Linked DNA regions of Homo sapiens: region 2 is linked to region 1. A link is a contact called in ENCODE Hi-C or POLR2A ChIA-PET data. All regions are on one chromosome and are shown on one strand. Each heading gives the region's core, a stretch centred on a gene start or an enhancer-like site at or near the end of the contact. The rest is flanking DNA. Distances are from core to core; before and after follow the strand shown. Region 1 has its middle 22 kb from the start of LINC02156. Region 2 has its middle 95 kb from the start of LINC02156.

What was found. A loop is a pair of places that touch in the nucleus more often than their neighbours do. ChIA-PET counts read pairs that join two places held with the same protein, here RNA polymerase II (POLR2A).
Region 2: a loop to region 1 is called in a map of aorta, with 2.2 times the contacts of the local background. The contact joins two enhancer-like sites. A Hi-C loop is called at or near these places in 2 of 168 maps with a recorded cell type or tissue (aorta and ascending aorta). POLR2A ChIA-PET finds 5 or more read pairs at or near these places in 1 of 52 experiments (activated CD4-positive, alpha-beta T cell).

Annotation. Positions count from the first base shown.
Region 1 is chr12:47,389,534-47,395,687 of GRCh38, reverse strand. No RefSeq gene overlaps it. Among named protein-coding and RNA genes, the nearest start is that of LINC02156, 22 kb to the left of the region's middle. Within about 2 kb of position 2,416, at least 14 of the 41 ENCODE cell types and tissues checked have a DNase peak (open chromatin) inside an H3K27ac peak, as active enhancers do.
Region 2 is chr12:47,506,556-47,512,709 of GRCh38, reverse strand. No RefSeq gene overlaps it. Among named protein-coding and RNA genes, the nearest start is that of LINC02156, 95 kb to the right of the region's middle. Within about 2 kb of position 3,074, at least 3 of the 41 ENCODE cell types and tissues checked have a DNase peak (open chromatin) inside an H3K27ac peak, as active enhancers do.

The DNA of each region.
Region 1 (6,154 bases), core at 1,167-3,666:
ATGTATAGCTTGTGAATTTTCATGAAGTGAACACATTTGTGTTTCACTGTCTGATCAAGAAACAGAACATGACCAGCCACTGGAACTCCTTGAAACTCCTTTCAATTGCTCCCCACCCCCCATTATCACCATCACCACCCGACAATGGTAGTAGCTTTGCCTGTTTTTGAAATTTACATGAATAGAGTCATATAATATGTCCTCTTTTGTGTCTGGACTCTTTTGCTCAATAGTATATTTGTGAAGATAAAGTTGTGGACCAAGGGCAAGGGAGGATAGGCATTTAATTCAGAAGACTGCTAGACATGGGGTCCAGACAGGCAATGACCTTGGCCCTGCAGCAGTGCCACCAGGGTGGTGAGAAAGACTGGAGCAGGGAGGATAGGAAGAAGTTGGTTAACTCGCACAAAGTTACAATTAGAGAGGAGGGATAAGTTCTGTTGCACATTCAGATGACTATGGTTAAGAGTAAATTATTGTATATTACAAAATAGCTAGAAGAGACACTTTTGGATGTCCTTACCACTAAGAAAGGATAAATTCACAAGGTAATGGATATGCTAAATGCCAATTTGATCATTATACAACATAGATGTATGGAAATATCAAATTGTATCCCATAACTATGTACAGTTACAATGTATTGATTTAAAAAAAATTAAGAAGAAAGACTAGAGTGAGGCCTACCAGATTTGGACTTTACTAAGTTCCACACTTTGATACTCCTGATATAGAATTCCCACCCCCACTCCCCGGGGTCATTTCGACTGTATTTGGAGGTACACTGACAGCACTCACTGAAGGAGTTATTACAAGTGTAGAGAGAAAAATCAAGGATGACTCTTCAGGTCTTTGTGTTTTTTTTTGAGACAGAGTCTCACTCTGTAGCCCAGACTGGAGTGCAGTGGCTTGATCTCGGCTCACTACAAGCTCCGCCTCCCGGGTTCACGCCATTCTCCTGCCTCAGCTTCCTGAGTAGCTGGGACTACAGGCGCCCACCACCACCCCTAGCTATTTTTTTGTAGTTTTAGTAGAGACGGGGTTTCACCGTGTTAGTCAGGATGGTCTCGATTTCCTGACCTTGTGATCCACCCGCCTCGGCCTCCCAAGGTGCTGGGATTACAGGCGTGAGCCACTGCGCCCTGCCGAGAAACACGTTTTTAAGGGGTGCTAAACAAATGCTTTGTTTTGGACAAGGTAAATTTGAGATGTTTCTTAAACAAAGTCCAAGTGGATCTGGAGCTCTGGAGTATAGTCAAAGCCTGAGTTAAAAATGCTAGGAATTCCTAGCATGAGGTTGGCTTTTAACTCTATGGAGGGGCACGGTGAGACTACAGGGTGAAATGAACATCATGTGGCATCTCAGAGGAAAATCCCCTCTTTTTCCCCATCTCTTCCTCTACAACCTACACTCACCTCGGGATGTGATTCACTCAGACTCTAGGCCCACGTCCTCCCCTTGGTCCCCTGCCTCTTCAGTCTTTCTCCTCCCCTCACCCTTCCCCTCAGTTGGTGTTACAAAAGTTCAAGTAACCGGGGAAGAGAGAATTTTCCTGAGAAAGGAAAAAGGTGGCAAAGGTAGGTAGGGAGGTGGTGGGGCTGGTTCTTGGAAAATTCTCTTTGACTGTAAAAGGGGAAACAAAAGCAGCACACAATCCAGTTAGTACCAGTGCACATACTAATACTTTTTGACCTGTCACACTTTTATTGTGGTTGTTTCTGATGAGCTGCCCCTGGAATTTTCTTGAAAGCAAGAAAAATTCCTATGTTCCTAGGGAATTCCACCATTACGTTAAACCAGAGAGAGCTTAACAAAATATATTTGTTGGATAAATTGCCTTTTCATCAAAAGTACTAAATTACCTGTGTATTTATTCAATATTTAATAATTCAACAGCAGTGGAGTAAATGTTTACTGAGCCAGTACAGTATATTTGTGGATGTGTGCACATGCGTGTGTGTGTGCGTGACTTGAACACTCATAAGTAGACTCCTACATTGTGGAAGCAATGATATTTGGGAGTAGAAGAAGAATCCTGTCTGATTAAACCATCTCTTCATTGTTTAAGTGTTGGCACCCTTTACTGGTAAGTACTTGTTTTTCAATAACAAGGATGGGATGTTGGAATGAAGCTCTGGCAATCCCTGGTAATGAAACTGAAGAGCAAACGTGGCTTCCCCCTCAGATATTTTTGGCAATTAATTCACTTATATCCAACCTCTAACAGATGTAGCACTTGGGGGGAAAGAATAACTTCCTTCGTGCCTAGATTCCTTATCTTCTCATAATTAAATCATAAACAAAATAAAAGATGAAATGAAATATACATCATTGCCTTAAGAAGAAATAGAAATGCAAATGAAACGGCACAATCTGTGGATTGACAGACTCACCAGGAGTTCGCATCTGGGACTTGGCTGGCTTCCAGAGTATTTGCTTGTTCATTTCCTTACCCTCTCCTCCCTCCTCTTTCAGTCTCATTGCTTTGCCCTGACTTGAGTCCCTCTGCTCTTTCTTATCTTGCCCTGGATGGCTATTTCTCTTTCTTTTGTACGATGAGTATTTTCACATTTCCTTAGGACAGTACTGCAAAATAAGGTCAGGTTATAAAAAGAAATTATATATTCTGCTGGCAAAATAACAAATTGACAAGTCAACGAGGGCCTAGGCAAATTGATTTTTGAAAAAAACGATATGGACAATGTAGTACCTTTCTTTTAGGAAACACTACACTGCATGTTCTTCACTTTGGGGACTATTTAGAGACCCAAAGACATATGATAGTTTGAAATAGGATAGGTTTTACTCACAGCTGGGGACCAAGTGCCACAGGCTCTAAAATAAGTTTTCTACTTCCTCTACCTCAGTGACTAAAATTTCTACTTGAGGACAATATTAGTAATGCTGTATACTTCATTGGTGTTGCTGATTCTATTATTATAAATATAGTTTTAAACTACACATTTGTATGTCTTTGTTCGGCTCACTACTGCTCTTTTTTTTTGAGATGGGGTCTTGCTCTGTTGCCCAGGCTGGAGTGCAGTGGTGTGATCTTGGCTCACTGCAACCTCCGCCTCCTGGTTCAAGCAATTCTCCTGTCTCAGCCTCCCGAGTAACTGGGATTACAGGCACGTGCCACCACACTTGATACATTTTTGTATTTTTAGTAGAGATGGGGTTTTGCCATATTGGCCGGTCTGGTTTCGAACTCCTGACCTCAGGTGATCCGACCACCTCTTCCTCCCAAAGTGCTGGGATTACAGGCTTGAGCCACCGCACCCAGCCTCCACTACTGCTTTGAAGTGCCCTCCTTTTGTGCCACACACTGAACTAAAGCACGATGACACTATCTTTCCTGGTTCTCATAAAACCCTGGGAGGAAGGCATTGCTATGCCTGTTTAACAGATGAGGCGTCTGAGTATTGGAGAAAACTCATCTAACTCTTCTTATGTGTAGCAGAGCTAGGAGTTCTGATTGGACCCTCCTGGCATTCTAGCCCAGTTGAGGTCTGACTATTTTAGTGATTTGTTGGGGGATCCTCCTAAGCATAGGTGTATGCTTGCCAAAATAGCCCTCTGTGAGCCTTGGCTTATTCATCCGACTAGCTTTATTAGAGAACCGGATCTCAAGGAGGTGGGTGGGAGGTAGGTGAGAACTCTGGGAGATGGAAAGGGAGAAGGAACAGAAGCAGGCTCTGCAGGGAGGGCCAAATCCGTGCCCTGGCTGGTCACAATGCACCCAGCCCCTCCTAGCATGTAGATGGGAGTGGAAGGAGAGGAAACTGATCCAGCTTCGCTGGACACTGGCCTGGGATGAACAATTAGCCTTCTTCCAAACACGGTGACAGAGACAGACACTGCCAGGGTTCCTCGCCAGACCTCAGAAAACCCACATCCCTTGAACGTCACTGGCTTCAGCCCTCGAGTCTAGTTAGAACAAGGCGATGTTGTCATGGCTGACTTCTGGGCCCCCTGTGCTTTTGCTGGGAAGCACCCACTGCCAGTGTGTGGGTATGTGAGGTGGGGAGTGGCGGCCACAGGGGCAACACATTGGCAAGGCTCACAGCAGGGAGTTGGTTATTGGCTCAGTGCTGGCCTGGTCTGCAGTTGCCTCTCTTTCAGAGACCCCTAAATGTGAGAGGGGATGACCCAGCATCCCTGCTTCTCATCCTTCTTCCTCCTGCAACGCTCCCATGCCCATGAATTCTGATGTTTTTCCTTGTCAGAATTTGCTTGTGGGATCTTCGGACTAAAAAAAACCTTTGAGCTTTATTTTACCCAAAGGTTTTCTCTCCATCCCTTCCTTCTTTCTTTCCTTCCCCACTTCCTTCCTTCCTTCTTTCCTTCCTTCCTATTCTTTCCTTCTTGCTCTCTCTTTCCCATGTTAAATAAATTAACTGGGAGGCCATTAGTCTGAGATAGCCTCAGTACCTCAGGTTCTTACTTAAGAAAACCTTAGCCCAAACTTAATGTAAAACTAAAAGGAAACTTAAGCTTAACGAATCAGAAAATCCACCAACTAACCTCTAACTAGGACTTTCCACTACACCTCATAAAAGTTTCCCCTCTTGCCCCCTAGGTGAAATGTCAAACTGCTTCCTGTCTGGTGCTGACTGAATTACGAATCACTGAATGCTCAAATAAACTCATTAAAGTTTTATTGTACCTAAGTGTGTCTTTTAACATCTGCATATTTTATTATAAGATCTGTCTCCTGGCTGTGTGGTGGCTCACGCCTGTAATCCCAGCACTTTGGGACACCAAGGCAGGAGGATCACTTGAGCTCAGGAGTTTGAGACCAGCCTGGCCAACATGGTGAAACCCTGTTCTACAAAAAAAAAAGTTAGCCGGGCAAGGTGGCTTACGCCTGTAGTCCTAGCTACTTGGGAGGCTGAGGCAGGAGGATTGCTTCAGCCCAGGAGGAGGAAGCTGCAGTGAGCAGAGATCACACCACTGCACTCCAACCTGGGTGACAGAGTCAGACCCTGTCTCAAAAAATAAAAAATCTATATCTATATCTATCTATCTATCTATCTATCTATCTATCTATCTATCTATCTATCTGTCATCTATCATCTGTCTATCTCCCGTGTAAGCCATATGCAAGTATCCTTAAAAAGAAATTTTCTCACAATGACCGTCACCTTAATATAATCTGATATGTAGTAAAATTTGAACTCCCAAAAAAAGGATTTCCCACAATGACTGTATTTCTAGAGGTTTGATTTTGTGGTGTCTGCTACAATATATAGTAATGCATAATTTTATGTCCCAGAGCACATGTGGATTTGCCTGTGACCTATCTAAGGTTGGTAGGACTGCACCCTCTTTACAAGAATAAGCTCTCTCCACCATCAAGTTCCTCATGTTAAATAAGGTGTGACTCGTAGTTAACTGTTTTTCCCATTCACATATTTATATGGTTTCTCCGTGGTAAGAATTCTCTAATGTTCAATAAGGTCAGGGTTCTGCCCAAAGGGTTTTCCATAGTGATTACATTTAAATGGTCACCCCCAGTTTATATTTTTTAAAGGTGAGAACTGAGCTCTTATAAAAGCTTTCCCACCCTGGTCGGGCACAGTGTAATCCCAGCATTTGGAGAGGCTGAGGCGGGCAGATCACTTGAGGTCAAAAGTTCAAGACCAGCCTGGCCAACGTGGCGAAACTCTGTCACTACTAAAAATATAAAAATTAGTTGGGCATGGTGGCACATGCCTGTAGTCCTAGCTGCTTGAGGAGGCTGAGGCACGAGAATCGCTTGAACCCAGGAAGCGGAGGTTGCAGTGAGCAGAGATGGTGCCACTGTGCTCCAGACTGGGCAACAGAGTGAGACTCCATCCCCCTCTCCAAAAAATAAATAAATAAATAAAGCTTTCCCACCCTCATAACTCAAGTAGGTATGTATTTTCATATGCATTTTATGGTGTGTTTTTTTTTTTTTCTGGAATGACTTTCCACACTCATTACACACATACGATTTATTCACCTTCCCAAATTTTGATGCTTTTAGTTGAGGATCTACATTTAAAATTCTTATAGAGTGCTCCTTTCAGAATGCTGAGATTTTTCTCCAACTTTTTGTTTTATATACTCTCCCTCTGGTGAGGATTTTCCTTGCCTGATTTCTACTCAGGTGGAAGCAATGCCCAAGGA
Region 2 (6,154 bases), core at 1,825-4,324, 120 kb before region 1:
ATCTTTTGGGTATATGCCCAGTAATGGGATGGCTGGGTCAAATGGCATTTCTAGTTCTAGATCGTTGAGGAATTGCCACACTGTCGTCCACAATGGTTGAACTAGTTTACAGTCCCATGAACAGTATAAAAGTGTTCCTATTTCTCCACATCCTCTCCAGCACCTGTTGTTTCCTGACTTTTTAATGATCGCCATTCTAACTGGTGTGAGATGGTATCTCATTGTGGTTTTGATTTGCATTTCTCTGATGGCCAGTGATGATGAGCATTTTTTCATGTGTCTGTTGGCTGCATAAATGTCTTCTTTTAAGAAGTGCCTTTTCATATCCTTTGCACACTTTCTGATGGGGCTGTTTGACTTTTTCTTGTAAATTTGTTTACATTCTTTATAGATTCTGGATATTAGCCCTTTGTCAGATGGGTAGATTGTAAAAATCTTCTCCCATTCTGTAGGTTGCCTGTTCACTCTGATGGTAGTTTATTTTGCTGTTTCAGAAGCTCTTTAGTTTAATTAGATCCATTTGTCAGTTTTGGCTTTTGTTGCCACTGCTTTTGGTGTTTTAGTCATGAAGCCCTTGCCCATGCCTATGGCCTGAATGGTATTGCCTAGGTTTTCTTATAGAGTTTTTATAGTTTTAGGTCTAACATTTAAGTCTTTAATCCATCTTGAATTAATTTTTGTATAAGGTGTAAGGAAGGGATCCAGTTTCAGCTTTCTACAAATGGCTAGCCAGTTTTCCCAGCATCATTTATTAAATAGGAAATCCTTTCCCCATTGCTTGTTTTTGTCAGGTTTGTCAAAGATCGGATGGTTGTAGATGTGTGGTATTATTTCCAATGACTCTATTCTGTTCCATTGGTCTATACCTCTGTTTTGGTGCCAGTACCATGCTGTTTTGGTTACTGTAGCCTTGTAGTATAGTTTGAAGTCAGGTAGCATGATGCCTCCAACTTTGTTCTTTTTGCTTAGGATTGTCTTGGCAATGCAGGCTCTTTTTTGTTTCCATATGAGCTTTAAAGTTGTTTTTTTCCAATTCTGTGAAGAGAGTCATTGATAGCTTGGTGGGGATGGCATTGAATCTATAAATTACCTTGGGCAGTATGGCCATTTTCACAATATTGATTCTTTCTATCCATGAGCATGGAATGTTCTCCCATTTGTTTGTGTCCTCTTTTATTTCCTTGAACAGTGGTTTGTAGTTCTCCTTGATGAGGTCTTTCACATCCCTTGTAAGTTGGATTCCTAGGTATTTTATTCTCTTTGAATCAATTGTGAATGGGAGTTCACTCATGATTTGGCTCTCTGTTTGTCTGTTATTGGTGTATAAGAATGCTTGTGATTTTTGCACATTGATTTTGTATCCTGACACTTTGCTGAAGTTTCTTATCAGCTTAAGGAGATTTCGGGCTGTGATGATGGGGTTTTCTCAACATACAATCATGTCATCTGCAAACAGGGACAATTTGACTTCCTCTTTTCCTAATTGAATACCCTTTATTTCTTTCTCTTGCCTGATTGCCCTGGCCAGAATTTCCAATACTTTGTTGAATAGGAGTGGTGAGAGAGGGCATCCCTGTCTTGTGCCAGTTTTCAAAGGGAATGCTTCCAGTTTTTGCTGATTCAGTATGATATGGGCTGTGAGTTTGTCATAAATAGCTCTTATTATTTTAAGATATGTCCCGTCAATACCTCGTTTATTAAAAGATTCTATATATAAATAAAGCACAAGTCAAAGAAGTCTAAAAACTAGGATACTGTGTTAGCCTGGTTTGTTCAGAATGCACAACCCAGGTAACCTTGAATAAAGGGACGTATGTCTGGAAACATGACCCTGTGCTGGTCAGGAGCCTGCGCTTCGGCAGAAGGCAAATCCAGATCTCCAAGCAGGCTCATCCACTTACCAGTCATATGACCTTCTGAATGCCCATCTGCAAAACGAGGAAAGCAATACAAGTTTAGGTGAGACAACATAAGTAAAGCATTTAGTACAATGAATGATTCAATATTGGCAGTTACCCTCTATGATCATCAATCAAAAGTATTTGGCCTTTCCGGGGTCCCTGTTGTCAACTTTCTTGGTGACTTCTCCAGCATCTCAAATTCCTTGTCTTTTTATTGTAAACAACTTTTTTAAAAAATTAATTGTCTATATATAAAGTACCAGGTGTGATGCTAGCACTGGTCGTATGATATTTCTAGTGCTAACAGCAACCAACAAGGTGATTATTATTTCTATTTTTCAGACAAAGAAACCAAGGCTCAATACAATTAAACTACTTGACCTAAAGACACAAGTGCTTGTCTGACTTCACTGCCAATGCTCCTATCAATAGTCAGATCACAACTTTTTAAGGTTAAATGAAAACTCTAGTAACATGTGATCTAACTCACTTACTTAAAAAAATATAGAAAAGATTCTGTTCAATAAATTCAGTTCTTCCACTTTTAAGTTGTATACCGAATTACAGTCTTGATCTATCCCTGCACTCCTATTTGTTCTCTTTTCCTTCTCTTTTTCATCTTTCTTCCCAATTAGTGGAGTAAACTGTATAGGGTACATACCCTATACCAGGGCCGGAGGCCAGATAGAAACAGCAGAAGGAAGGACAAACAGATGTAGTGGTCTTTGTGGTCTATGCTACTTGTGATCAGTTGAATGTGAACATTTTGTCCTTCTTTGCAATACCTGGTTCAAGAATAGCCAATTGTGACCAAGAAACGTGGAAGGAAGTCTGCTGATGAATTTCCAAAAAAGGCTTTCTTTTTTCTAAGAGGATACGTAGGAAGAAGCGATGGCTCTTCTCTCTCTGGATTTTGTCCTGTCTGCATGTGTACTGGATCTTGCTACCAGCCTGACATTAAAACAAGTTAAAACAAGTTCTGAGCTTGGTATCCTCAAGGATATTCTTGAGTCACAAAATCAAACAACTCCAGAGTCCACATGACCTCAGATTTGCTGTGGGGAGATATGGTAAGTTTCCTGAGTTAGTTTACATCAGGGTTTCTGTTAAGTGCAGCCAAGAGCATTCCAATAGCAAGAAGTGGTTTTATGGATGGTGTTGATCAGGTTTGGAGGAAGGCAAAGGAAGCCTGAGGGCCTTTGGACATGCGGAAGAAGTTTCAGAGGGTTAGTGTAGAGGGAAATGAGTTAATGATGGAGATTTATTTTCTAGGCCTCTAAAAATAGAACAGATTCTCAGTCTTCTGGTATGTTTCAATTACTTCTGATGAAACACAGAGGGAAGAGCTAGAATAGTTGGCCTCTAAGAGGTCAAGTTTTGAGAGGTCAAAGTGCCTGCTTTAATAACACTCTGAAGCCTGAACTTTATCTTTTTGATTTTTCAGCAGTAGATTATCTTGAAATAGCTTTTTTTTAGGTGCAAAGACAGAAAAAAACAAGACAGGGTGACCATGTGCCTACTATTATGTAACCTAGTGCCAGGGAAATACTAAAGTATTTTCTATTTTCTTAAATGCCAGAATCTGACTTTATAGTGCTTTCCATGAATCTTCACAATAAATGATTTCAACTCCAAGCTAATGTAGTCTTTTTCCCTCCCCTCTCTCTATCTTATCCTAGAGGGATTATGACTGGGTTATATAAGGCACTGTCTTTAAAAATTATATTAATAAAAATGTAGAGTCTTGCCAGGTTAAATTTTCCTTCTGATTGTTTCAAGGCGCGATTTCTGTAGCTGGGAGAACTTTGACAAATACTGAATCAATTTAATTGAAGTAATATCGCTCTGGGCTTCCAATAAATGGGATGAGCAGGTTTTTTTCCTAATGTAAGGAGCTAGCTGCATGGCTCACAATTTTGAGCACCTGAAGGAAATGGTCAGAAATGGCCTCTGGTGAATCACAAAACAGAACAATGACCAGGGGCCCGTAATCTGGCACTATTTGGGCACTACATTCATCCCAAACGTGCAGGTAAGAGCCAGGTTAGTTAGCACTGTTTTTTGTTTTTTGTTTTTTTTATACTTTAAGTTTTAGGGTACATGTGCACAACGTTCAGGTTTGTTACAATGTATACATGTGCCATGTTGGTATGCTACACCCATTAACTCGTCATTTAGCATTAGGTATATCTCCTAATGCTATCCCTCCCCCCTCCCCCCAACCCACAACAGTCCCCGGTTTGTGAAGTTCCCCTTCCTGTGTCCATGTGTTCTCATTGTTCAATTCCCACCTATGAGTGAGAACATGCAGTGTTTGGTTTTTTGTCCTTGCAATAGTTTGCTGAGAATGATGGTTTCCAGCTTCATCCATGTCCCTACAAAGGACATGAACTCATCATTTTTTATGGCTGCATAGTATTCCATGGTGTATATGTGCCACATTTTCTTAATTTTCTTAATCCATTCTATCATTGTTGGACATTTGGGTTGGTTCCAAGTCTTTGCTATTGTGAATAGTGCCACAATAAACATACATGTGCATGTGTCTTTATAGCAGCATGATTTATAATCCTTTGGGTATATACCCAGTAATGGTATGGCTGGGTCAAATGGTCCCGTACTTGCCATAAACACCTCAATTATAGCACTCTCCATGTGTATTGCAACTGCTTTTTATAATATGATTAAACCATAAGTTCCTTACGAGTGGGGCCCATGGATTTTCTTTTTAATGCTCCCAGTGCCATGTACAGCATTTGGTTCCTGTGAGAAGCCCATACGTATACATTGAAAGAACAAGACCTCAAAGATTTTATAAAAGTTCTAATGTCTATATGACTATACTTCCACGAAAATGTTCTCTCTCTCGGGGGATTAGCGACTCATTAAAAACCAGTGCTCAAGAAATACCATTTGAGCATGGACAGTGCTATAATTGAGGTGTTTATGGCAAGTTATGGGATAGTAGAATGGACAATGTCTAATATGTTTAGGGGAGATCAGGGGAAACTTTTACAGAGAAAATAACTCTAGAACTGAGAACTATATACTGAGACGTGTCAGAAGGACTAGAGTGGGGAAAAGTATTTCAGCCAGATGGAACAGTACCAGCCAAGAGGAACTCCATGGAGGTTAAAGAAAAAAAGCATGGCACATTAGATGTGGTGAATTGGGGTATAGCACAGGATGTGTGGGAGACGATAATGCTGGATCTGTTGGGGAGGGAGTTAAGCTCCAGGTGATAGCCTCATAGGAAATATTAATAAGTTAGGATTCTATTTTATGGGTAATGGAGAGCCATTGCACAGTTTTAAATCTGGGTGTGACATAATAGTGTTGGCATTTTAGAGAAATTGCCCACACAGGATAGCATGCAGTGTGGATTGTAGGAAGCTGAATCAAGAGGCGAGGCACTTCATTGAAAGGCCATTGTATTTCTGGACTAAGAGAAGAGTCATGGGTTTGGGGAGAAGGAAGCATATTTAGAAAAACAAGGAAGAGAGAGTCAGTGGGACTCTGCTAATGCTCAGCAGCATGTGCCCCAGACTTTGGCTCTCCTTCTTGATGCGCTCTTCTCAGTTGTTTCCATCCTAGACGTTAAACTCCTAGTTTTCCTTGAACTGCACTGGCTGCTCCCTTGTCAGTCTCCTTTGCTGGCTCCTTTGCTTTTTCTTGACCTCTAAATGTTGGAAGACATCAGTCCTGAGCCTCTTTTTTCTCTCCATTCTCCCTAAGACATCTTCCTCAGTTTCATGGCATTAAGGATTATCCATAAACTGATAACTCCCCAAATTCTATCTCCTGTCCCAACCTCTCCCCACAACTCCAGTCTCATGTACCCAACAGCATAGTCATCCTCTAAAACTCAACCTCCCCACAGAACCCTTTATTTTCCCCCAAGCAAACTCATTCCTTCCCTAATATTTTGCATCTCACTAAATGGCACCATCATCTACCCAGTTGCTCAGAAACCAACATAAAGCCACATATGTCTAAGTAGAGAAGATTCTTAGGATTTCTCCTAATTCAGTGAGGGCTGCCCCTGTTGTGCAAATCCAGCTGGCACCACTTGCACTGCAATCTGTGCAAATGACAACCCTTTTTCTTGTGTGCCACAGTTGCCCTACAATACTTCATCCTATTTCTTAGAAAAACTAAGGGAAGATATTTTAAAATGAGATTTCATTCTCCAGTATTTTTCTAAAATGTCTTCTTTCAAACACGGTTACAACTGTATGTTGTTTCACAATTTC